Linked DNA regions of Mus musculus: all the other regions are linked to region 4. The links are chromatin loops, found by intact Hi-C in ENCODE. Cell type or tissue: left cerebral cortex. All regions are shown on one strand.

Evidence for each region. Hi-C counts contacts between places; a loop is a spot of excess contacts. Peaks named below come from ENCODE experiments on the same cell type or tissue, not always from the same donor. Only the 100,000 strongest peaks of a DNase experiment are listed, where the experiment ranks them.
Region 1: it touches region 4 in a loop (2.4-fold over the local background); 2 of 42 quality-filtered maps call a loop at or near these places.
Region 2: it touches region 4 in a loop (5-fold over the local background); 6 of 42 quality-filtered maps call a loop at or near these places.
Region 3: a loop joins it to region 4, with 4 times the contacts of the local background. A loop is called at or near these places in 5 of 42 quality-filtered maps.
Region 5: it touches region 4 in a loop (7-fold over the local background); 7 of 42 quality-filtered maps call a loop at or near these places.
Region 6: a loop joins it to region 4, with 8 times the contacts of the local background. A loop is called at or near these places in 5 of 42 quality-filtered maps.

The regions. Positions count from the first base shown.
Region 1 is chr6:135,630,827-135,634,826 of GRCm38, reverse strand. No RefSeq gene overlaps it. Among named protein-coding and RNA genes, the nearest start is that of 4930425L21Rik, 26 kb to the left of the region's middle. In left cerebral cortex, no CTCF peak of the experiment used is centred here; a DNase peak (open chromatin) is centred at 1,957; H3K27ac peaks cover 471 bases.
Region 2 is chr6:135,435,024-135,439,023 of GRCm38, reverse strand. No RefSeq gene overlaps it. Among named protein-coding and RNA genes, the nearest start is that of Emp1, 74 kb to the right of the region's middle. In left cerebral cortex, no CTCF peak of the experiment used is centred here; DNase peaks (open chromatin) are centred at 845, 2,261 and 2,447; H3K27ac peaks cover 541 bases.
Region 3 is chr6:136,240,195-136,244,194 of GRCm38, reverse strand. No RefSeq gene overlaps it. Among named protein-coding and RNA genes, the nearest start is that of Gm26105, 39 kb to the left of the region's middle. In left cerebral cortex, a CTCF peak has its summit at 2,091; DNase peaks (open chromatin) are centred at 2,341, 2,506, 3,410 and 3,524; H3K27ac peaks cover 2,335 bases.
Region 4 is chr6:136,171,418-136,175,417 of GRCm38, reverse strand. It overlaps Grin2b (glutamate receptor, ionotropic, NMDA2B (epsilon 2)), which reads left to right and starts at 1,873. Exons shown (of 15, transcript NM_001363750.1): 1 at 1,873-1,945; 2 at 2,481-2,553; 3 at 3,536-4,000. It overlaps Gm26653 (a long non-coding RNA gene), which reads right to left and starts at 2,390. Exons shown (of 3, transcript XR_378074.4): 1 at 2,309-2,390; 2 at 1,444-1,564; 3 at 1-918. In left cerebral cortex, a CTCF peak has its summit at 1,714 (motif pointing right); DNase peaks (open chromatin) are centred at 2,152, 2,445, 3,084, 3,800 and 3 more places; H3K4me3 peaks cover 2,569 bases; H3K27ac peaks cover 2,557 bases.
Region 5 is chr6:135,905,347-135,909,346 of GRCm38, reverse strand. All of the region lies in intron 5 of Grin2b (glutamate receptor, ionotropic, NMDA2B (epsilon 2)), which reads left to right. Among named protein-coding and RNA genes, the nearest start is that of Gm14330, 55 kb to the right of the region's middle. In left cerebral cortex, a CTCF peak has its summit at 1,642; DNase peaks (open chromatin) are centred at 2,010, 2,457, 2,991, 3,705 and 4 more places; H3K27ac peaks cover 4,000 bases.
Region 6 is chr6:136,300,733-136,304,732 of GRCm38, reverse strand. No RefSeq gene overlaps it. Among named protein-coding and RNA genes, the nearest start is that of Gm26105, 22 kb to the right of the region's middle. In left cerebral cortex, no CTCF peak of the experiment used is centred here; DNase peaks (open chromatin) are centred at 201 and 692; H3K27ac peaks cover 1,167 bases.

The DNA of each region.
Region 1 (4,000 bases), 540 kb after region 4:
AAGTAGACACAAGCCCCTATACCTAACCTAGAAGCTATCTCTAACTGACAACTGCACAAAGGGGAAAAAAAAAAAAAAAAAACCAACCCACGTAAGTGGCAGGTCTCATGCCCAGCAGTACATGGCCAACCCCAAGCAAACTCTGAGACTCAATGGTATTTTTGGAGGGTTGTTGTTGTTTTTTTTTTTTGTTTTTGTCTTGTTTTGTTTTGTTTTGTTTTGTTTTGTTTTGTTTTGTTTTGTTTTGTTTTGTTTTGTTTTCGAGACAGGGTTTCTCTGTATAGCCCTGGCTATCCTGGAACTCACTCTGTAGACCAGGCTGGCCTCGAACTCAGAAATCCACATGTCTCTGCCTCTCAAGTGCTAGGATTAAAGGCGTGCACCACTACCACCCGGCCTTTGTTGTTCTTTTTGTCTCACAATGCTTTGTCTGGGCTCCTTCTCCCCCTTCTCCTTTCCCCTCTTCCTCCTCTCCCTCCTCCCTCCCCTTCCTCCTCTTCTTCCTCCTCTTCCTTCTCCTCATCTTCCCTATAAGGTCTTTTGCTCATATATTATGGGTTTCAATTTTGCGTCTTTATGGGACTTCTGTGTGTTTCTCTGCATGTTTATGTGTTTCTGGGCTTTGGGGATGTTGTTTGTTTCTCTTTTTTTCCTGTACATTTGTTTTGTCCTATTTAGGTCTGCTTTTACTTTATTATTATTATTCTTTTATTGGTTTTTCTATATTTTTAGAGTTCTGTTTGTTTTCTAATGAGAGGGGTAAGGAAAAGGGTGTGGGTTTGGATGTGTGGGGAGGTAGGAAGGATCTGTGATGAGTTCGGGGAGGGGAAATCAGAGTATATTGTATAAATTTCTTTTTCAATGAAAAAAGAAGAAGCACAGTACCTGCTCTTTTCCTGTTCATAACCAGAGCTCTGGGATTGACAGCTTTTCTCACCCACTAAGGCGTTAGCACAATGATGATAGTGGTGATGATAATAATAAACCATGCAAGGCCGATCACTCTCACATTTGTTAAGTGATTTGCCGACATTAACTCATTCAATCTCTCTTAATAGTCTTATAAAGAATATTCTATCCCTAATTCCATTCTAAGCCAAGTAGTCCTGTCATCCCAGTTCTATGTAAGCAAAGCAGGTCAGTAAGGGATAGGTGAACCCTAGTGTTCAGGGTCATCCTCTGCTAGGTAGTGAGTTCGAGGCCAGTGTGGGTGATCTGACATCCTGTCTCAAATGATCAAAGTAAGAAAACTATCCATTCTATTGATGAAGGAACTGAAGCATTAAGATTGAGTGCCCTGTATGAGTGTTGGTCACAGGCAGAGAGAGGTCTGATCCAAAGCTAACTTTTTGTGAAGCACCCTTTCATATGAACTGAGCTTAGAATAGAACACAGAACGCCCCATACCTGAAGATCATGTGGAGGTCATGTGAAGATGAGCTGGCGCTTTGCAATGATGGCCAGAAGGAGAGTGAAATGAATCGCCATGGCTCCCAAGGTGAGCAATACCAGTTGGAACTGGAAATAGGAATGATGGCTTGGTATGTACGCTGATTGAGAGAGAGGGTGAACTAGGCTGTACAAGATGACTGTTCTGTTCTTCTGTTTCGAGGTCCCGGGGAGCCTAAGGTGGGAACATCCCGTTGACCTCAATATCCTCTTGGTAATACAGGGGACCTAGAAAAGATCTTAGCTTTCTCCACACAGCTGAAAGATGATAGGTTTGGGGTCACGGTGGAGACACAGCTTCCTGGAGTCAGAGCTGCAGAGTTCTCTTTTCTCCTTCATTAGAGTTTCATTGTAAACCCTAGAGTAGGCAGTTGCTACTAACCGTAGGACCTGCTGGATGGGAGAGGGTGACGGAAGGGAAGAAAGAAATGGAGAAGCTTCTTATCCCGTTAGCTTCTCCTTCTGGCAGCCAAATAACACATCTTGTCTCAGAGAGGCTTCCATGGCATATAATTTAGGGCCTATAAATAGATGACTGTTACTAACACACACACACACACACACACACACACACACACACACACACACACACACACACACACTGCTCTCTATTCAGACATCCACAAAAACACTGCAGATCGAGAAGATAAGCTGTATGAATAGGGAGGCACCTTCTCCTCTTCCCACACGCTGGAGAGCTGAGGGCATCTGTCCTTCTTTCCCCCTCTTGCTTTCAATGACTTCTCTTCTTGGTTTTGTATCTCCCTTTGCTCTCCTTCTCTGCTCTGCCCCCATCCACACCCCGACCCAGTGTTCTACTGTGGCCTCTCTTTTAAGCTCCCTTCGAAAGCCTTTGTTAATGAGCATTCTCCTTCCCAAAGGCGGGGTTGGTTTTTATTAGCCTGCCCCAGGATTCTGAAGCAAACACAAGCAAGAGACGCTACCACAGGGACAGAAAGCGCTAAAAGATAAAGATCACAAAGAAGCTATATCAGGAAAGTCAGAACTAGTAGGCATAGTGGCTCATGAGAGGCTGAGATATGAGGATTTCTGTGAGTTTGAGGCTAGCCTGGACTACAAAGTGAACTTCAAGTCAATGAGAGCTCTGTAGTGAGTAGTGGGCAAGCCTGACCTTCACAATGGTCCTGTGTTTCAAAAAAGAAAAAAAAGTCTGGTGATAAAGTTTGTGTCACTGTTACTATAACAGAATTATGAAGAGGGTCTGACCTGCTATGATAGCATAAGTATGATAGATTAATTGACAATTAAGTGAAATTTACATTTGTATCACATAAAACTGACCTCACGGACTCTTCAGTACATCATTTCAACTGAACTTCAAATCAATGAAAAAGAGGCCAGAGGGGCATAAAGGACAGGGCTTTTCATCTTCTCTAAGATGCATAGCCATTGAGTGACAAATTCAAAATGTATTCCCCAGGGGCATCCCACGGATATCCAATCACCATCTTCCTATTTATAATAATGACTTAGAATGTTCTACTCCTATGTATTTCTCCAGTCTTCTAAATTGTTTTATTGTATCCCCAGTGCTAAGAAGGTGCCATGGATCAGAGATAGGTAGATGAACATATCCTTATTGAATGAATCAGTGAAAGGATGGGTAGATACATATATGTATATTCCATCCATTCCTCAAAGCCAAGTAGTGACCAAAATGAAATTTGACTTGAAATTCCTTGTATTATATCTTACCTTCTTTTCTGTTTATGGACAACCCACACAGCAGCATGTTAGCATCTCCAACATGCTTCCAAATCTTTAATAAACCCTCTCCTGAAATTCCAGGACATCTTAGTTCTACCATAACCCATCTCTAACACTAGCTGATTCCCTCCTTATAAATAGGCACAGCCTTATCTTTCTTCTTACCATATACTCAAGTTTCTTCCACAGCCATGATTAGTTTATTTTCCTTATCTATTGATTGGAGGAGGAGAGCCTGGTCTCGCTGCACATATACTGTTACAGGATATTTGATCACACTGTGAGCCCTGCGATTATGTAGTTGACTAGAAAAACCCTGCTTCTAGTTATGGTATGTGGCTCACCTTTAGCACACAGCTTTAATCCCTCTGGCTAGAATACAGAGACTCCCTTAACACACACCTTTAATCCTAAACAATGAGGGTAAAGTTGGTTTGTTGATGGAAGCACCCATGTTTGAAAGTGATGCTTGGGTGAGTGGCAGACAACGTGATGAATCAGAGAAAGATTTGACAGAATAGGATCTGCTCAACTTTCACGAGAAGGGAGAGGAAAGGGAAGATACTTAAGGAGCAGTGCAAAAAAAGAAGAGGGGAAGTTTTACTTGAACAGTTGTAGAGAGACAGGTTGCAAAGATAGAACAAGCTATACACAGGTGAAGACAGAATGAGCCAGAGAGTGAGAAGGAGCCAGCAGCTTAGAACAGATTGCCAGAGTTAGTTTGAAGCCAAGAAGAACAATTCAGTCAGAAGCCAAGAAAAGAAAGATTGAATCAGTCACCTTGGTGAAGAATTTGAGACAGAACAGCTGAGTTGACCAGCCA
Region 2 (4,000 bases), 740 kb after region 4:
TCTGTTGCCGACAGTTTCCTTCACTCTTTAAGCTTTTCTTAAATTCATTTTCACAAGTTGGCAACGTAGCTAGACTGAGTCTTGCCCTGAAGTCACCACTCCTTTTATTCCATTTGGTATGAAATAGTCTTTTCTTTATACTTTTTAACTCTCTGGGCACTGGATTCATCTCCATTCTACTTCCCAGTGACCTTTCTTCCTCATACTGAACATTTTGCATTTTGCATTGTTCAGCTTGATCCTTTTCATTATAGATCTGGGTAAGAGTGACCACTAACAATCACACAGCAGAGTCAATACTAGATTGTCTTGAAATCTCCTCTGCCAATGCCAAAAACACTTCAATGTAGCCTTGAGCAGATTTTTTTAGACAAAGGGAGAACGCAGTACATTCTCGGCCAAATTATCACAAGAATATTCTCTAGGCTGCCTACCAACATTCTTCTCTGAAACCTCTTGAGCCAGGGCATCATAATCTATGTTGCTCTCAATGCCACTGCTTTCAACACTCCTCCTGGCATGGCCCATTAAGCCCTGGTCTAAGCATACAACTGCTTTTCTAGTCCAAAATCCTCATCCTACCAACCAACAGCATAGTCAGGCCTGCCACAGCAATATCCTCCTCCTAGTAGCAACTTGTCTTATTTAGGGTTACTATTGCTGTGATGAAACACCATGACCAAAAGTAATTTGGGGAAGGAAGGATTTATTGTGCTCACAGTTCATGCGATAGTTCATCAGCAAGAGCAGTGAGTGCAGGAACTCACAGAGGGCAGAAACTTGGATGCAGGAACTTGGATGCAAGAATGGATGCAGAGACTATGATGGGGGAGGGGTGCTGCTTACTGGCTTGTTCATCATGGCTTACTCATCCTGCTTTCTTATAAAAACCAGGCCAGTCATCCCAGGTATGGCATCAGCCACAATGGGCTGTTCTTTCTCCCATGGGTCTCTAAGTTAAAATCTTCCCTACAGCCAGACCTTATGCATTTTCTCAACTGAGACTCCGTCTTCTCTGCTGACTTTAGCTTATGTCAAATTGACATAAAACTAGTCAGTACAGGTTCTTTGGCACAGGCAGTGAAGTGATTGTCAGACAAAAAAAAAAATGCCTTGTGTGTAAAGGTGCTTCAGAGGGAACCAGAAATTATTTGGCAGGGTTGGGCATGGTGGCACATGGTGGCACATGGTTGTAATCTAAGTACCCAGGAGGCAAAATCAAGAAAATCAATAATAGTTTGATCCTACCTGGATACATTGAAGACCCAGCCAAAGGAAGAGAAGGAGGAATAGGAAGAGGAGGACTATGAGGTTCCGGGGGGGAGGGGGAGCACAGAGAGGAACCTCCAAGGATGACTGGCTAATTCCACTGTGTCTGACGACTGGGAAGAAATATAATTCAAGAATAAGACTAGAAGCCCTGGGTCTGCCCTTAAGAAGGAAACAGAAGAACTGTAGAAGGTTCTCTGGGTCATCTAGTGCCTCTAACCCTCCTCTGCACCCTAAGGTAGCATTCTTAAACCTGGCAATCTAAAGGATTCATTACCATGCATGCCTCTCTCATGCTGTGTAAAACAGAGACAATGATATCCTGAAACAAATGTTCAAAAGGAACCAGAGGGACAAAGGGGAGAAGGTGATGAGAAAATGTGCACAGTACTTCTCTTCCCACCTCTTTGTTCCTACGCTTCTGCCTACACCGGGTTTCTCAGGTTAGGACGAGCTCTCGTGTGTTAGGATATTCATTCCTCTCAAGAACGCATACAGAAGGGAGGCTTTCCACCATGTTGATTCATATTCTCAATCCTTTCAAGAATACTAGAATGGATAACTTCTACAATTAGAAGGGAAATGTAAGTATACTAAAATATCTCACTGGACTGGATGAAATTCCAGAAGATATATACATATAGAAAAAAAATGTTGTGTGGTTCTCTCTCTCTCTCTCTCTCTCTCTCTCTCTCTCTCTCTCTCTCTCTCTCTGTGTGTGTGTGTGTGTGTGTGTGTGTGTGTATGTGTGTGTGTGTGTGTGTGTGTATACATACTTGTACCAAAAGTCAACTTCAGGTGTCTTCCTTAATAGCTCTCCACCTTGAGGCAAGGTCTCTCACTGAATCTATTCTGCTATTGTCTATTGTGCTAGACTCGCTGGTCAGAGAACCCCAGGGAGCCTCCTTTCTCAGCCTGCCTAGCCTTGGGTTTATAGGCAATCACCACTGGGCCCAGCATTTGTGTGGGTGCTGAGGGTTAAACTCAGGTCTTCATGCTTGCACGCCGAGCACATCACTGAGAAAACAACAACGACGACAACAAAATCTCCCATCTCTTCAGCCCTGAATAAAACATTTTAAAAGGAAAGCTAAAGTAGGGAGAAACATGACCTGTTGTGTGTAAGATTCTAGACAAAGCTCTGGGTTTATCTTATCCTGTCTGATCCTCACAACACCCACGAGAGATAATTTCCCTCTCCCTGTGTCTTTTTACGGAAGCAGAAAGTTGAAGCTCAGCTGAGGATGTTACCTAAGCGCACAGATGTAATCAGCAATGGGGCCAGCAGTCAGCTGTTCATCTGACTTCAAAGCCCCCAGCAGATTCACTGTTCATTTTACTGAGTAGAGCCACAGAATGGTTACTTGAGCAACAACGTGTTTGCTTTAGATTAAAAATGTATTTTTACACTCTGTCCTCATTTGCTTGCTACTCCTGTAATAAATATCGTGTCCAAGAGGAACTTGAGGAATGGGTTTATTTCAACTTACAGGTGAGGTCCATCCTCAAGAGAAGCTGGGAACTGAAGCCGAGGTCATGGAGCAACATTGTTTACTGGCTTGCTCCCCTGTGGCTCGCTCAGCCTGGTTTTCCTATATAGCCTAGGACCACCTGCCTGTGGTGGCACCGCCCATAGTGGGCTGGGCCCTCCTAAACCAATCATCAACCAAGACAATGTCCCCACAGGCCAATCTGATGGATTCCTTAATTGAGGTTAACTACTTTCCAGGTGACTCGAGTTTATGTCAAGTTGACCAAAACTAACCAACTCACCAAAACTAACCAACTCACCAAAACTAACCAACTCACTTTCTGACCCCTTAAGCTGTTTCTTTATCATTTTGTTCTATCCCCACATCATGCAAATATTCCAAGATTCTACATTTCCTTTCCTCTGCCTCTCCTCATCTGAATTCCAGTTCTATCTATTTATATACCTCTGAGCCCTGGTTATTAAAAAAGACATCACTGATTCAAGATTGTGAGAATCTGTGGACTGTGTTTTTATTCTCTCAGTACTGTCTGCTTCGTAAAATGTCTGTCGTCTGAAGACAACAACATGGTTAACTTCAAGTAGACGAAGAGGGAGAGATGTGGGGTCCGGTGAGGTTTGTTCTGCAGCTTTATTAAGATGTAATTGACATATAATGAACCACATATGTTTAAAATGTATAATGTGACAGGTGCTGACACATATAGATAGAAACCCATAAGCCATCACTGCCCTTGAGACAATAAGCTTATCTGTCATCTTCAAAAGTTTCCTCTGCTTAGGGCAAGCGAGGTTTTGAAATCTCTTAAATTGGGTCAGTTCCTAAACAACATGACTGTGGATAAAGTGGCCCCAGTAAACATTGCAGGGCAATGACATTTTTTGTGAACTAAATGGAGCTTCACAATCAGGATTTTTTTTTTTTTTTTGAAATCTGTTCACAATTCTGGAAGTAATTCTATGCGGGGGGGGGGTGGGGGGAGTATAAGCTAGCTACAGACCTATTTGCCAAAATTTGTGTGTGGGGGGGGAAGATATCTCCAGAAAATACAGAAGACCTACCTGATAGCAAACTTTACAGCCTTGGTCAGGAGAGTGTGCCTGCATTTAAAGTGGAGGAAGCTGTCCGCTGGAGGTTTTCAGTCCAGCAATGCTCAGCTTCCAGTCCCACGGGCCACATCAGTGGACATCACAGCAGGGGATCATACCACAAAACCAACAGAGCCAGAAGGGGTGAGC
Region 3 (4,000 bases), 69 kb before region 4:
CAACACTCTTATTGCCACCATCTTAGCCACGAGCTTCATCGTCTCTCCATTGTGTTATTAAATCCTCTCTCTCTCTCTCTCTCTCCCCCCTCTTTTTTTACAAGCCACAGGGTCCAGTTCTAAAATGTCCCCAGCCAGAGTCTAGATTAGGGAAAACAGAAACCAGGAAAGTATTTTAGACAGCTATGGACCTAGTGTTATCAAATGTTTTTTATGATACCTCAGAAAGTGCGCACCTCTTTGAGAACATGTGTGAACTTGCCATAGCCTGTGGAAGACTGAAGGTCAGAAAAAGCTGAAGTTTGCCAGGAGCTCAAGATCTTGAAAGTGGCTTTCTGAGAACACAGGAAGCAGCAGCTGTGGCTCAGGTTAAGACTTTGGAAAAAAATCACTATGGTACCCTTAGCTGTTGGTCGCATCAACGTGGGTGCTTCATACACAGCTAAATGAGAACAACCTGATACTGGTCCAAGCTCACATGCTTGCTAACCTCTGCATAAGAGTACGCATGGCCACTGACTTCTTCCTGCTGTTGGAATCTGGATCCCGAATTGGTGGATGTCAGACTGTAAAGTAACAAATTCAAAATCTGGGAAACCCAGTCCCAGGTTTTAAACTAAGGCAACCCAGCAGAGAACATGGAGGATAACACAGCTCTGAGGACCGCGGTAATCTGACATTCAGGAAAAAAAAACAAAAAAAACAAAAAACAGCTGGGGATGGAGAGGTGGCTCAGTGAGAGCACTGGCTACTCTTTCAGAGGACCCAGGTTCAATTCCCAGCACCCATATCAGGTACCTTACAACCACCTATAAATGCAACTTTATGGGGATTGAGTGCCTGCTTCTGGCCTTTGTAGACATCTGAGTGAATGATCCACCATCAGAGAAATAAAAATGAAGTCTTTAAAAAAAATCCATAGTTCTGGGGAATAGACAGGTCATGTCCTTCACAAAACGGGAGCTTCCTGCCTCCCCAGTCACCAGTCCGTTCTCCTCTTTTCATCAGTGCTGGTCTATTTTTGGTGGGATGGTTGATTATAAGGTTAGTTCTTATTCTGTGTTTCAGGATGGACTTGTGATCTCCTTGCCCAAGACTCTCCAGTGCTGGGCTTTTAGATGTATGCACTGGCCTTGTTGAAGGACTCTTAACTACTTGTTGCTGTGATCAAATATGGGTAATAAGCACCAGAAGTGGGAGGGGCTTATTTTGATTTATGTTCAAGACAACATGGTCAGTACATTGTAGTGGGGAATCATGACTAAGGATTGGCAAAGGCTAGTCACATTGGTTCCGCAGTCAGGAAGAAGAGAGCTAACAAGAATTAAGCTGTTAAACTTTAAGGCTTGCCTTGATTGATCCATTTCTTCCAGCAAGGCCCCACCTCCTAAAGGCTCTACATCTTCCTAAAAGGACATCACCACGTGGGGACTTAGTGTTCAAACATGCCCATGAGGGACATTCCATGTTCAACTATAATAAGAGCAGTGACACCACATTCTATATCTTTTCATGGACTTTTATCCATGTGTGGAAGTCCACTTGATTCCATCAATGCCCTCTTGAAATACTTACAGTGGTGTGTGTGTGTGTGTGTGTGTGTGTGTGTGTGTGTGTGTGTGTGTACATATTAAGACCAGAGGACAATCTCAGGTATCTTTCTTCAGGTGCTATCCACTTTGTTTGTTTGAGACATGGTCTCTCATTGGCTTGAACTCACCCGATATGATTGGTTGGCTGGCAACTGAGTCTCAGGAACCTGTCTCTGCCTCTGGAGAACTGGGACTACCATTTCTTGCTAGCATGGCAGGATTTTTACAGGGGTTTTGGAAGTCAAACTCAGTTCTTTGGCTCTCAAGGTAAGCCCTTAACTGAATAAGCAGTCTTCCCAGCCTTCCATCTATACTTCAGATCCTCTCTGTGTGGGTCCCCCATCACCCCAGCAATCCTGACTCTTGGGAAATCATTGAACATTTCCTTCGCCTCTTTAGTGGACACACTATCCATCCATGTGTCTGCCTCCTCTCCTACACTGGGACCTCCTTAAATGTTTTCCTCTTTGCTTTTATCTCCCGCATGCCCCACCTAGTGTTTGGTTCAATCCCTATGGAACACATGGGTACATGAAAGCTTCCGTAGGGCACTGTGCCTTGAGGTCATGACATTGCTGAAATTGCTTATAAGTGATACAAGGAACCAGATGCTTAGTAATAGAGACACATTTTCTAAATTCCACCCAGTGGAAAACAGTGTCGCAGAGGCTCCAGCTGTCTCCCTATTCACAGCCCTGACTCCTTGTCAGATCTAGAAGATGACTCTGCAGCTGTCTGTTTTCCTACATCCCCAAAACCTTTTCAAACGGATTATGCATTTCGAAGTCGTGTTGGACCCTGACTGGATACTATCCAGCGTCAAAAAGCATATATTCCCCTAGAAAGCTTGCTTTGTTGGATTGTAAAGGGCTTGAAGAAGGAAATGGAAATGGGGTTGAGGACGGGAGAGGGGAAAGCTGGCCATCTTTTTGCACAGAGAATGAGGAGGAGGGAATTGGTTTCCTAGGAGATAAGGCTTCTCTTTATTTAAAGTTTTCCCACAGACAGGCTTCTGCATCGGTGTCTTCTTCTTAGTCACAAAGAGAGTACCACAGAAGAGGCAGCTCAGAATTGCTTTAAGACAGGGCCTTTCGAAGGGGAGCTTCACTCGTTGGTCTCAGGTCATTGCTTTAGTCTAAAGACGGCTACAATCCTGAATGCAATAGGGGTTTTAATTATTTGATCTCTGATGCATTAGGAGAGGAACCCCGGTATGTAAAGAGGATGTAAACTCAGCTCTTCATACTTTGCCAAGGCCCATCCCCCCTCTGTGCCACTCCCTGCCAGCTTTTCTGACCCTCTCCAAGGAAGGCAGGCACACAGTAACTCCTCTATTGCAGGACCTTATCACTGGTCACATCTCCTTCCCAAGGAATCTCCTGAGGTGACAGGAATGAGAAGTAGAACACATTTAAAAGAGATAGTGACTCAGTTTCCCTGTATGTAGGTGGCCAGGCAAAGCTAGATTCTGTTGTGTGTAACTATTTTTTTTGTCTTACTCAGTTGGAAGCCATCGGACACATGTGTAGGTAAAACTGCACCTCAGCCCCTATGCCAGCACTTTTCTCAACTCTAGTGATGATCATCCTCTCCCGAGTCCACAGACTACATTGAAACGGGGTATGGCAATCAATCAGGGTTTTCAGTGTCTGCTCAGCTCAGGACCCACTCTCTGAGAACTGGCATCCTCTGCACCCAGTTAGGTGTCCATTAGCAGCCTCCCTGCTATACAACATTGTTCTCTGAATACCTGAGATTCAACCAAAGCCTGATTCTAGCTCAAGCTGGGTTAGGTATTCCTTCACGTCGATTGAATCTAGAGCAAAGAATGCTGGTTTCTATCTAAGCCAGATCTGTGAATGAAAAAGATGTCAAAAGCCCATGTAGTAGTCCTGCTGTGGACTGGGGTTATAGAGGGAGGACCAGAGGCACAGAAACCCCAGGAGTGCTATGTCTGGGATCCTGCTCCTCCTGGTGGGTTGCCTGGCTGCTTATCAAGTCAGCACAGGTGAAAGCTGCATCCTGTTATTTACAAGCAAATGAAGTAAGTGAAGGCATGCATGAAGGACAGGAGAGTCCAAGCACTTCGAGACTCTCCTTGTGCCAGGATTTAAGCAACCAAAGGTGGGGCTTAGGAGATTTCCAGAAAAGGGGAATGTGATTAAGGAGCTGGGATTCAGAGAAGCAGCACGTGCTGTGATGGCTAAGACTCTGCAAGGGATGTGTGTGTGTGTGTGTGTGTGTGTGTGTGTGTGTGTGTGTGCATGTGTGTGTCTATGCATATGTGCTAGTGTCTGTGTGTGCATGCACATGTGTGGATGTGAACTTGTGTGTGTGTTTTTACATGTGTTCCTTTGTGTATGTGTGTGTGTGTTTGCATATGCATGAATGCAGGTATGTGTGTGTAT
Region 4 (4,000 bases):
TACACAGAACAGGTAGACTCGGAGAGTGAGATGGCCAGATGCCACCTCTCACTATCAAATCCTTGAAATGCTTACAGAAATCAATTCAGGCTTGGATGATGAAAACGACCTGGAATTAGACTCCCAAAGGAGAGCACCGTGGACTGCGCCACGGGCAGAGGAGATGTGTGTTCCTTCTTTGCTCTCTGCTAGGGAAAGTGGATAGACTGAAATGGAAATGTTAGGTTTGGGCAACAGGAGAAATGAAAACAAATAAGAGTAGTATGCAAGTTTTGGAAAAGGGCATCGGGAGGGAAGGGTGGCCCACGAGGTGAAACGTAAAAGATAGCCATATTTAGAATAGTAGGTTACCAGTCAACCCACAAGGGTGCCTAAGTGGGTGTAGATCTCATTTCAAAAGAAAAAAAGAAAACATTACTGTAAGAGCAAGGGCAGCGTGCTTCACTGTGTCCTGGCTTAGGGCATCTGCCTTTGTTCCAGTCACTAGAACATGCACATGATTGGGTCCAGTCGGCCATTGTGTGCATCCAGCAGAGAGCAGTGACCACATTCCACACTTTCCCAAAGGAGTAGATGCGCAACCTCACTTTGTCTCGGGAAAGAATGGGAATGGTCACAGAGAGGCACACGGTATTGCTTTTGAATACGCGATATTTGTGTTCTCCTCTGTGTGTCGTGAAAACATTAGATGCCAAGAATTAGCCTGACAAAGTTCAGGGAACGGGAAAAAACACTGCTGTGGAGAACCCGCCTGAGGTGTTCCTGGTGCTGACTGGACTAGAGGCCAGTGCGCATTGGCCCGTAGACCGGAGTTCCAGGCTGCTTGGAATGGGACCGATCCCTGTGTGTTCCGGTCACATTCTCCCAGGTTGGTGAGTGAGAAGCCCGTTGTTTTACTGCCATAAAAGTTCACCTCCACTGTAACAGAGACAATGGGTGAGAATAACAAGGATGTATCTACAAGGATATTAATATTGAAGAATAGATAATACTACAAGTGATCACAAGGACTCCCAAAACATAAAACAGCTCAAGAGGGAGAGAAATGGCTGCTATTTTCCGTTTTAGAGAAGCTGGGTTAGTCAGTGCTGTAAAATCATTTCATATGGGAAACATTCGTTTGTCTATCATTTTTGCTTGAGATCTTTAAATAACGCAATCCACTTAAAAAAGAACCCCAAAGTCCTCAAATCTTTCCCAGCAGCCGGAAAATATCACACACACTCACACACACACACATATACACACATACACACATATACACACACACATACACACACATACACACATATACACACACATACACACACACATACACACACACATACACACACACATATACACACATACACACACATACACACATACACACACACACACACACACACACACACACACACACACACACACTGCTGTACAATTCAGCCTTTTAATTACATTTACCTGCTTCCCTATTGTTTAACTGTCAATTTCCTGCACTGAAGACAGATCTCAAGCTCCCTGAAGACAAGAATCCTGTCATCAAGTTGCACTCTGCACCCGGAAAGCAGGTACTAAGCAGAGACTGCTGAATGGAACCAGGGGAGTGGTTTCAGTGTCAGTCTGCAGCATGGCCTTCGGGTTGAGGTGCACAGCCCTGCGCGGTGGTCCAAGGTGGCCACTGTTTCCCCTCTCCCTTAAGCCGCCCCATCTCGCTGCTATTCCTTCTTGCTGCCAGGAGGAGGCACCACGGCCTCGGGTTAAGCTTTTCCCACCCCCTGGCTACCCCACTTCCCCCAGCTCATGACGTGAGAAGCAGCCTCAGCCAAGAGTCTTAGCAGTGGGAGTGAGGGGGTGATGGAGGGGGTTTGGGAGTGGGGAGGGGTGGGGGGTGGAGAGCAAGAGGACGCGCGTGCACACACACCCTGCCTCTTGGGTTTCTCCTCCTGAACCTCCTGTGTGAGAGGTAGGGTGTGTGTGTGTGTGTGTGTGTGTGTGTGTGTGTGTGTGGTGTGCGCGCGCGAGCGCGCGCTTGAGTGGCACGTTCCTGGGTGTGAGACCCAAATCAAGACCAGGACCTTTGATGTCCCCGCCCTCCCCGCGTCGCCGGTGATTAATACCCATTTTTCTTACTCTCCCCCTCCTCCCCTGCTCTTCCTCTCCTGCTGCCGAACGCTTGACTTGCCCCCGCCCGCTTCCCCTCCCCCGGCTCCCATCACCACCAACTGGAATCTGGGCTCTCTTGCCTCTCCACTCCCCCCCCCCCTTTTTGAGAAAGGAAGGTCCTCCCCCACCCCCTTTCCAGCACCACTTCCTTGGGTTCCTTCACCTCTAGGAAATCTCGGGGCTTGGCTCTATGGAGAAGCGCTTCTCGGGTCAAGCTGCCTTTCTATCCCCGGCATCCAGCGGAGCTGGCATCCGAATACATTTCCTTCTGCTCTGCAAAGAGTCGTAGTGAACTTCCCAACCCAGGAGACTGATCCATTTATCCTGCTTTGCAGGAAAGAAAACGTCTCAAACCCTCGACACCCGCCACCCCTCTCCGGAGACTGCCACCTCGGAGGTGCAGAACCGGTACGTAAATGCCCGCTTTGGAGTCTCAATTTTGAGGGTTTGGAGAAATCAGGCAGATAAAGGCTCGAAGCCTTGGCACTGCTAACCAACCTGGTATTGGGTACAGCTTTCCAATCCAGCAGCACCGGGCACTTGCTATTTTGGATGGTTTTTTATTTTTCCTTTTAAACAAAAGGATATTTTTGGGGAGGGGGAAGGGGACAGGACTGCCTTTGGTCTTTCTGAGGTGGTTAATCCCTTCTAGGGGAGAGGCTGGGCAGCGGTGCCAGAGGCGGGAGCCACGCGCTGCGACCCTCCAGTCCAATCCTCTGGCTGCAGGTGCAGCCCGGTGCGCTGCACATCAGCGCGCCGGCGGCGTGAGTGTGCGCGGGGGTGAGTGTGAGTGCGCGCGGGGGCGCGTGCGCGTCGGGGGCGTGTGTACGCGCGTGTCAGTGTGCCCCATCCAAGAAATGCCCAGTGTGCGGCCGGTGCACAATCAGAACCCATTGAGCACGAGCCCGGGGTGGGAGGAGGCTCCGCTGCTGGAGGAGATGAGGAGAGCGAGCCAGACGTGTCAGCAGCATTGCAGATGGGGCTGGGGGCCGCACTCACTGGCGAGTTAAGTGGGGATGGTGTGCGTGCATGCGCGCGCGCGCGCGTGTGTGTGAGTGTGAACTGCTGTGTGGAGCCTCCTCTCCCTGCCTTCCTCCTTGCTTTCCACTTCCCTCTTCCCTCTCTTCCATTCAGGTTGGCTTTTCTCACCTTTCATCCATGCCTGTCCCAGGAACGGCATAGGCAGACCTTTTCGGAATTATTTATAGATTGGTGCCAGCTGTTTTCAATTCCTCTGGTGTGTACTCTGTGGGAAATGCAGGGTTTCCTCCCCCTTTCCTTATAACGACTTGGTATAGAGATATCTATATTTTTTTTTCCGGCATGCATTTTGCTAACCCTCCGGGAGACACTCGAATCAAACCCTGACCTCCTCGTTTTTTCCCCTTAGGAAGGGGACGCTTTGGGAATGACCACGCTCCACGGAGGGACAGAGCCTGCCCCCAGCTTCTCCACACAGAGACTCCTCTACTAAAGCTCCAAAAAATTAAAAAGAAAAAGAGAAAAGAAAAAAGAAAAGAGAACCCAACCCTTAATTGCCGGAGACTCCTTAAATCTATATATTCGGGCTACTAACCTCACATGCACATGGAATAATGGCTCTGGATTCTGCATTGTGAGCCGCTCTCCACACCCTGAGATTCCCTTTCACATTACATTTTTTCCTTTGAATTTACATCTCTTCAAGACACAAGATTAAAACCAAATTCACACTCCACTGGATTTTAAATGTTCTTCTGTCCCTTTATCCTCCGTCTTTCTTATGTGGATATGCAAGCGAGAAGAGGACTCTGGATATTCCCAACATGCGCTCTCCCTTAATCTGTCCGCCTAGAGCTTTGGCTTCTACAAACCA
Region 5 (4,000 bases), 270 kb after region 4:
ACATGCACAAACATATACTCACACAAATGAACACAGGTGCACACACATACAAATAAATATACATACATACACAAATAAAGACGCACTGCACACATATGTGCACTAGCCTCTGCTCGACCATGAGAAACCCAGAGGGAGCCTGAGGGCAACATCCAATAAATGTGTTTTAAAGACATCTACATTGATCCCAGGGGACACCACTTTGTATCTAGGTTCACTTTGCTATGATGCTCTGGGCCCCTTTCTTTTCACACAAGAAAGGATGATGTTTCTTTCTTACTCTGGCTGTATGCTCCCAAGTTCTTTATCTCATACATGGAAAAGCATACCCAATCACTCCACACCTGAGAATCTTGTGATGAAAGAGTGTTGCCTGTGCCCTGGACTACTGGCTGCTGACCCTCCCCGTCCTTGGGGTTGGAGGTGAGGTGGCACAGAGTAAATGACACAGACTCTGGGAGCAGGTAAGAAGTGCAGTGGCAAACTCGTCTGAGCACGGCTGCAAGCTCCTTTAATACCCTCCACCTATGCTCCACTGGTTCCAAGAGAGCAGTTTTTCTAAACAACAGTTCCTGATTGGCTGGCATTGTCTACTTCAAAAATCCTTGGTCTCTCAGACAGTCTTCAATTAAATCCTCCTATAAGAGATGCCTTTATGGCTACGTGGTCCCGGCATTTGGCATTTACATAGAGGTGGCCGATGCAATTCCTCCTATAGAGGAGGAGGCAAACATTCTGTTCTAGAGTCTGTTGGCACTCAGAAAGGTCAGAGGAACATTGAAAATATTGTCGTTGGACATGTGTTAAGACAAAAGCAAGACCTTGACCTCTGTCTTGATTTACAGATGTTCTCCAGGGCCACCGTTCATTTTTGACAGGTTAGATAAGTTTGGACTTGTTCAAAGCATACACACTGCCGGAGAGCAGACCAGAAGGAAACAGAGGTGGGGGAGTGCTGCTGGGGAAGAAACGGGCTGAACCAACCTGGGCCAGTTTTCTGCATTTTAGATGCCATTTGCACTTGGTTTAATTGATAACATAGGCAGTGGGTGTCTGCACCCTTTTTTCTATACTGAGGCTTGTTCAAGGTTCTGGACGATGCAAATGCTACCCAGCATGCACTTTGATTGGCCTCAGGAGGAGTGGGGCATCCGCAAAAAGATCCCTTTAATTTGCAGTCTTAGACTTCTTACTCTTCTAGCAACACAAAGTGAATCACCCAAGAGGCTGGCAAAGCACGCGGAAGGAACAAAGATCAGCATTAAAGAGGACGCTGGCTGGAGCTATCAGGAATTTAGGTGTGCCTTTAGGACCTAAAGGATCTTTTGTGATTGAGACCAAGGTAGTGAAGTTAAGGAAAGAACACATTCTTCCATCCCAAGTTCCAATTTAATTCGATGACCTTCTGGACACAGATTATTCACCCCTGAAAACTCAAAAGCATATGGGAGGATATTCCTCTGAGATGCGCCCCAATCCCTCCCCCCACGCACATACACGCACACTTGGTGTGCTCACTCACCCACAAGTTTAAAAATAGGAGCCATGGTGTTGCCATGACTCCCGGTGCTACTCAGTGCTGCCTCTTCCCTCTGATGCGATTTCCCTTCAGAGCAGATTTAGGCGAGAATCTGGCTCAGAGCGGCCTCTAGCGGCGGCACAATCCTTAGGGAAGCGTTTCCTTCCCCGGTTCTGCCCAGTCCCCAAACTAACCCGCAAGGGGCAAGTGGAATACTGGGATGTTTTGAGTGGACTCTAGGGGATCAGCTTTTAGCAGATCTGTCCTCGTAGTCATGATAATGGGCCGATGCCTACTGTATGCTACAAAGTGGGAAGGGGCAGTTGGCGGGGGATTTGCAACCCACAACTCTTAGTAGGATAATGTGGGGTGCTGGTGGTTGAGGGAGCGGTGGCATTACTGTACACTAAGCAAGGGAGATTTGCTGTGATCAGCAGCTAGCGTTCTTAGTTTTCCAGCTAGAGGAGTCTTTCAAAATGTTATCACCTGGTAATGAGTCAACAGCCTCGGGGAAGTGTTGACAAGCTGGCTTCCTTGCCTGCTGTCTTTGCCGTTTTCCCCTCCCTGTGTTTTGAATCCTCAGTTTCTTGTTGCCAATTGCATGGAAGAGTTCAGGAAAACTGATGAGAGTCTGTCCAGAACCCGGGCCTGACCTAACGCAAATTCTAACTCCGAAGGACCAGAAAGGGGTACAGGCTCAGTCAGAAACGATGTGTATCAGGGCTTGGAGGTTGATTCCAGCAGCCAGGGGCTTAGAACCACTCTGCTGTCATTTGTGTGGCCCAGATGAACAGAACAGGGTAGAATGACATTTTAAATGGATTTTAAACCTGGTGTTCATGAAAGAATCCCTTCCTTTGCTTCCCTCCTGAAGGTCAATCCAAAAACTGTAATTGTTGCTGGTGTTGGGAACCTCAAATTCTGGAAAGGGTACAAGCTGTGAACATTTATCGCATGAGAAGAAATCCTGATTCTCTCGTGCATCCCGTTCCTTCAGCTGACATTTGTGGGTCTATTTTATGCAGAGAGATGAGTTTCTATCAGCATGGTTGGCAACAGAAGCATCGGAATGGGTTGGCTTTAAGGAGTCTTTAGTTCAACCCATATACAGAGAAAAGACACTGAACTTTAAAGCTTCCAGTACCATGTGTGCCCTGGCCCCGATGAGAAATTGATGCATTGCTAAATTTTTGGAGCACACAGTGGGCTTTAAAATGAAAGTTTTTTCGTGCTGAAAAAAAAAAAAGATGTTCTTTGTATTTCTACGCTGTTATTATATTTAATGGAATTGTAGACTGAAATGCAAGAAAGAGAAAATAGTATTTAGAGTGAGGAGCAGTGGGTGAGTACCACAGTGCAGAGAGTGAGATGTCCACCTTCTACCTCTCCCTGCTGCCTCTGCCTTTTGAGCAGTTAGTTTCATTGGTTCTGATCCTACGGTGGCAGGGGCTGGTAGGCACTTCTGTAACGTGTGGCATTTAAACTTTTGTGGCTCTGACTGGGCTCGATCTTGGCACGGTTCTGTGAGCCAGCGCGGCCAAAGCACAGCTCTGTAATTGTATTAAGAAACACAATTAAGGAATATTGCATTTGCAGAACAGACGAGTGCCAACTGTCTGATTAAAGACTTGGGGGGAGATGCTATGTTTCGCCAAAGAAATAAGAAGACAAAGGAAAAAAAAGTGCTGCGTTGTTCTTGTTAGTTCCCTGTGATTTGTAGGAGAGAACCAGGGCAGAGCCACCAGGCGCACTTACCACAGGGGCATCATTAGGTGATCGTTGCCATTGGTTTTAGCCAGACTTCCACGTACCCAGGCGTCTCCCTCACAAGCAGAAGTTTTGCATCTGATCCTTACGTTTGTAAGATTTAGGCTTTGTGGAATGAGTAGAAGGGGTGGGAATCTAGGGTTCTTGTTCCCTTTCAAATCGAGATTCCAACAGAGTGGCTATATGAGTTTTCCTACATCCCCTCACCAATAACGCAACACAAGAAAAGAGCTAATCACCGCTCGTAAATAGCATTTATTAATTGCTTTACAGTGCTTGCTCTCCTTTTGGAACCAGCCAGGCATTTCTTGTGTAGCATATTCTAATATTCATCTGGCTTCTTGAGGTTTGATAGAAAAATATCTTACACAGGCAGACAGTCGAATTCTTATTTTACACACGACTTAATGGCAGGCTCTGCAAGCAGAATTATGCATTTGGCATTATAAGCGTTTCTGGATTTTATATCCACACACACCCAAGGTTTTCACTGGAAGTCACAGATGGTTGAAAGACAGATAGCAACCACACTACACTCTCAGACCAGTATAGACTCATGGATTTAGTAGCTTAGGGCCTGTGACCATTCTTTAATGCCCCTAGCTCTTTACACTTCCCTTCCCTGGCTGGTGCTCTGGTCCTCCTGCCTGATGTGATCTGAGCCTCATGCTATGCTAGCCATTTGGTGCTGGTATTATATGAATCATGCAGGAA
Region 6 (4,000 bases), 130 kb before region 4:
GACACAGGTCCTCAGAATCAGAACCAGGGGCCTGGCCCCTACTCCCAAGTTCTGTCTTCTGAGTCTTTCCCCAAAGGTTATGCATGTCTTAATCACATAGAAAAGAAAAAAAAATTAAAGCCATTTTCACTCGTTGTCTCCAGTCTAAAAATAGGGTGACAGAGGGATCGTGGGATAAGCAGCCAGAGCAAGGAAGAGTCGGTTGCCACAGTAACCAATGAGCCTTTTCACTGCATTTGCCTTGACTGTGTGATTTCTGTGAGTTTTTTTTTCCTCCTTTCCTTCTCTCATGCGTAGGGTGGGGGTAGGTGGTGGGGGCACTTTTAGATTATATAATATGGATCCAGATTTCTTACTTCCGGCATCAAACTGTCTTCATGGAATTGTTATTTGTGTTACCCCCTACCCCATTACCAACAGCCCAGAGCTAGTTAGTTGACTTGGCTGAGATCAAAGGATTATGACCACACCCATCTTGACTTACATAAGTATCTCTTTTTTTGAACACATCCCCATTTTTATTTTTTTTTTTACACTTAATTTTTAAAGTTGGCGTATGAAGTGGTGACTTTCACGATGGCATTTTTTCCCCAGATGCGCTCATTATTATGCTCTGTTTTAATTCTTCCCTTCCTTTAATGTCCCCTGTAACGTCCCCCAAATCATTCTCTTTTCTGCTTTCTGGTCACCCACATTCCATTACTACATCTCTCCTGCCTCCCTTCAGATCTCTTCCTTGCCTTTCAAGACCTACTCTGTAGTTTCATGACACATACACATGCACACACATGCATGCACACATGTGCACAAATGCATGCACACACACATGCACACATACATGCATACACATCCCCAGCCCCCTCCATGCAGGTCCACATAGGACCACACATAGAGCCAGCCAAACTACTCTAACATGGGGTTGGGCTGGTTCTGAGGTGGTTACCTCAGGCTCCACTCTCTCCCAGACTTCAGCTACCCAACTCTGACATAAGCCCTTGTAGTAGCCTCAGGATTCCCTGGCATGAAGAAACAGGCTGGTGTTTGAATTTTGCAATAGCCACCACCTTGAGTGCAAACTGCTTAACACTTTTGTGCTTGTAGTAGGGCCAGAAGAAAGAGAGGGCAGAAAGCAATCAGTGTGGTTGCTGGGATATATTAGACACTTCATAAATCTTAATTTTCTCCCCACTTTTCTTTCCTGTCATTTCCTTTTGTCTGTTTGGCTGCTGCAGGCTATCTCGAGGTAGACAGTAATTTAAAAATGCCGCTTATATTGTAGGGGCCACCCTTTCGGGCCTCCGCACTTACACAGTGGGAAACACTCTCTTCTGGCTCTCTTTTGATCCCGTTTTCTATGTATAGTCTTCATTCTCTCTGATGGTTACCTGTGGCTTCACGTGGCACACACTTCCTGGTCCTGGCCACTTTTCATCTGAATCCTTCTTTATTCTCCTCTTGAAGAGCTCAGTGGGTACCAGGATGGCTCATCAGGTTGAACTCAATATGTAAAAAGGTGTTTAAGGGATCCAGATAAGTTAAAGCGAGCGTGATAAGCTCCAGTCTTCATCTCATTGCTTATTAGGGCGAGGAAGTGCGAATGGAGAAGCTCAATGGGAGTGTGTTAGTGGAGGAAGTAACTTACCTGCAATGAGGGGGATACAGCCCGAGACCACCTAAGCAAAGCAAAGCAAAGCAAAACAAAACCCAAACAAGTGGAGGCTGAGGCGAGGCTGAGTTTCAATCCCCAGAACACACATAAGAGCCTGATGCACAGAGGAAGAACTTGTAATCCAGTGCCCCTAAAAGGAGATAGGAAGCAGGGAAAGGAGACTCCAGAAGTGCATGGGCCAGCCAGTCTGCTGTACGCAGCAGAAAACCCACGAAGATACCTGCCTCAAACAAGGAGGAAGATGAAGGCTGACATTTCCCTTGTCCTCTGACATCCATACACATACAGTGCCTCCCTCCCATGTGCCTGCATTCACACACAGGTCCAGCTGAGAGGAGAGAGGTCTAGGTCCTGGTCCCGGTCCCTGTTCTGGACCCATTGGGGTCTCTCCCATACTGGTCCCTGTTCTGCACTCTTTGGGGTCTCTCTGGAGGTTAATGGTGATGGCCCCAAAGAAACACACCCAGGCCGGGAGTCTGTCAAAGCAGGAACCCAACTTTATGGCATCAGCCTCTCGATTATATAAGTTTGGAGCATAGGAAGGGGGATTTTTGGTGGGGTAAGATGATGTAGGAGGTGGGGAAGGGTGACAGAGGGTATGGAGTGACTGACAGGGCCAATGGCAAAGCTCTGCATCAGCAAAGGCAGGGCAGAGGCAGGGCCAAACAGGTCTTGCTGAGTCACCCCAATACAGAACTGACTGAGACAGGTCTCAAAACTCAAGCCAGGCTAGGGTTTGTCCTCAAGGCCCAAACCAGGGTCAAACTGGGACCAAACACACATGAATGCACACACATGTGCACACACAGAGGCACACAAATATGCTCGAACACATGCACACATGACACACAGGAGTGGAAGGCCAGGAAAACCAACCTCAGAGACTCCCTAGCTTCAGGACTTCTGTGTATTAGTTCTTTTCTGAGTGGCCTTGTCCTTGCTCACCCAGTGGCTTGCTTGAGTTTGTACTATGGACTCTGAGTGACCTCTTAAGACACGGGGACAGATAAGAGCAGAGGAGACCATTCAGTGGGTAAAAGCACAGGTCAGATGTGGTCATTTTGGAGAGAAGAATGGAGTTGGCTGAGTGATCTCTGAGATGAATAGTCACCATAATGACTTGACTCAAAGCAGGGTGAGTCAGTTTCTCAAAAACTCCCAGAATTCTCCCCACAGGTTTCATTCAAGGGCCATTTTCTAGCAGCATTAGCTGGTATTAATCTTGTGCTCTCCTAGGAGCATCTGGGCTGTACTCGTGCGTGTTCCCAGAACAAATAAATCATCAACAATGTAAACACGTTACTCAGAACATGTGCCTGGAGATCCCTTTCTATAGCATGGAGTACACATGTGTCTTCATACCGGAGACTCTAACAATGCCCCCCACCCACCTCTCCCATACCCTATCAAAGATGCGCACTGCTGTTGGGACAGACAAATCACAGAGGGTCACTGGGATAAAATACCAGGATCAAAGCCAACTTATGGAAGAAGGGTTTTACTTTGGATTCTGGTTCCAGAGGGATGAGAGCCGGCCATGCTAGGGAAGCATGCTAGTAAGGGGCAGACATAGTGTCAGGAGAGGGAAGCTAAGAGCCCACATCCCCAACTGCAAGCGGAGGCAGAGAGAGTAATCCAGAAACGGTGTGAGACAATACGCTGTCAAAGCCCACTTCCACTAACACACTTGCTCCAGCAAGGTTGCACTACCCAAACCTCCCTAAACAGTGCCACCAACTGGGTTCTGAGTATTCAGATCCCCAAGCCTGCAGGAGACATTTCCCATTCCAATCACCACAAGTAAAATCAGTTAAAAAAAAAAAAAAAGAACAAAAAAACTTCCTAGACACTCTGGCAGAAGAGAGGCACAGGTCAGCGTAAGGCAAGGGTTGATTTTTCTCTGAGGAAGGAGGCACGGTTTTAGCCTTCAGGGAGCACTGAATTCCGTGCAACAAGACAGATGAGGTCTCAGGTACAAAAGTATAGCCAGAATTGAGACAGTACTGAGGATGAAAAATGACATTGTGGCAGCAGTCTCCCTGAGGATGTAAAGGCCATTAATGGTTGCTGGAGGGGGGGAAGGGGGGGGGGAGGCAAGTCCTTTAGCTGTGCAGCCTCTGATAGCTGTCCTTTGTCCTGTTAACAACCCATCACCCATGTGCCTGTATGTAAATCGAATTAAACTCAGTGGTTCATAGATAAGCTTTGATAGTAGATGGAAGGCGGGTTGGGGAGAGGTAGGTAGGTGATCTGTACCTGTGAGAGGGGACAGGTGACAGTAATGGGGAGGGTGAATATGGCCAAAATATGTTATATGTACATGTATGAAAG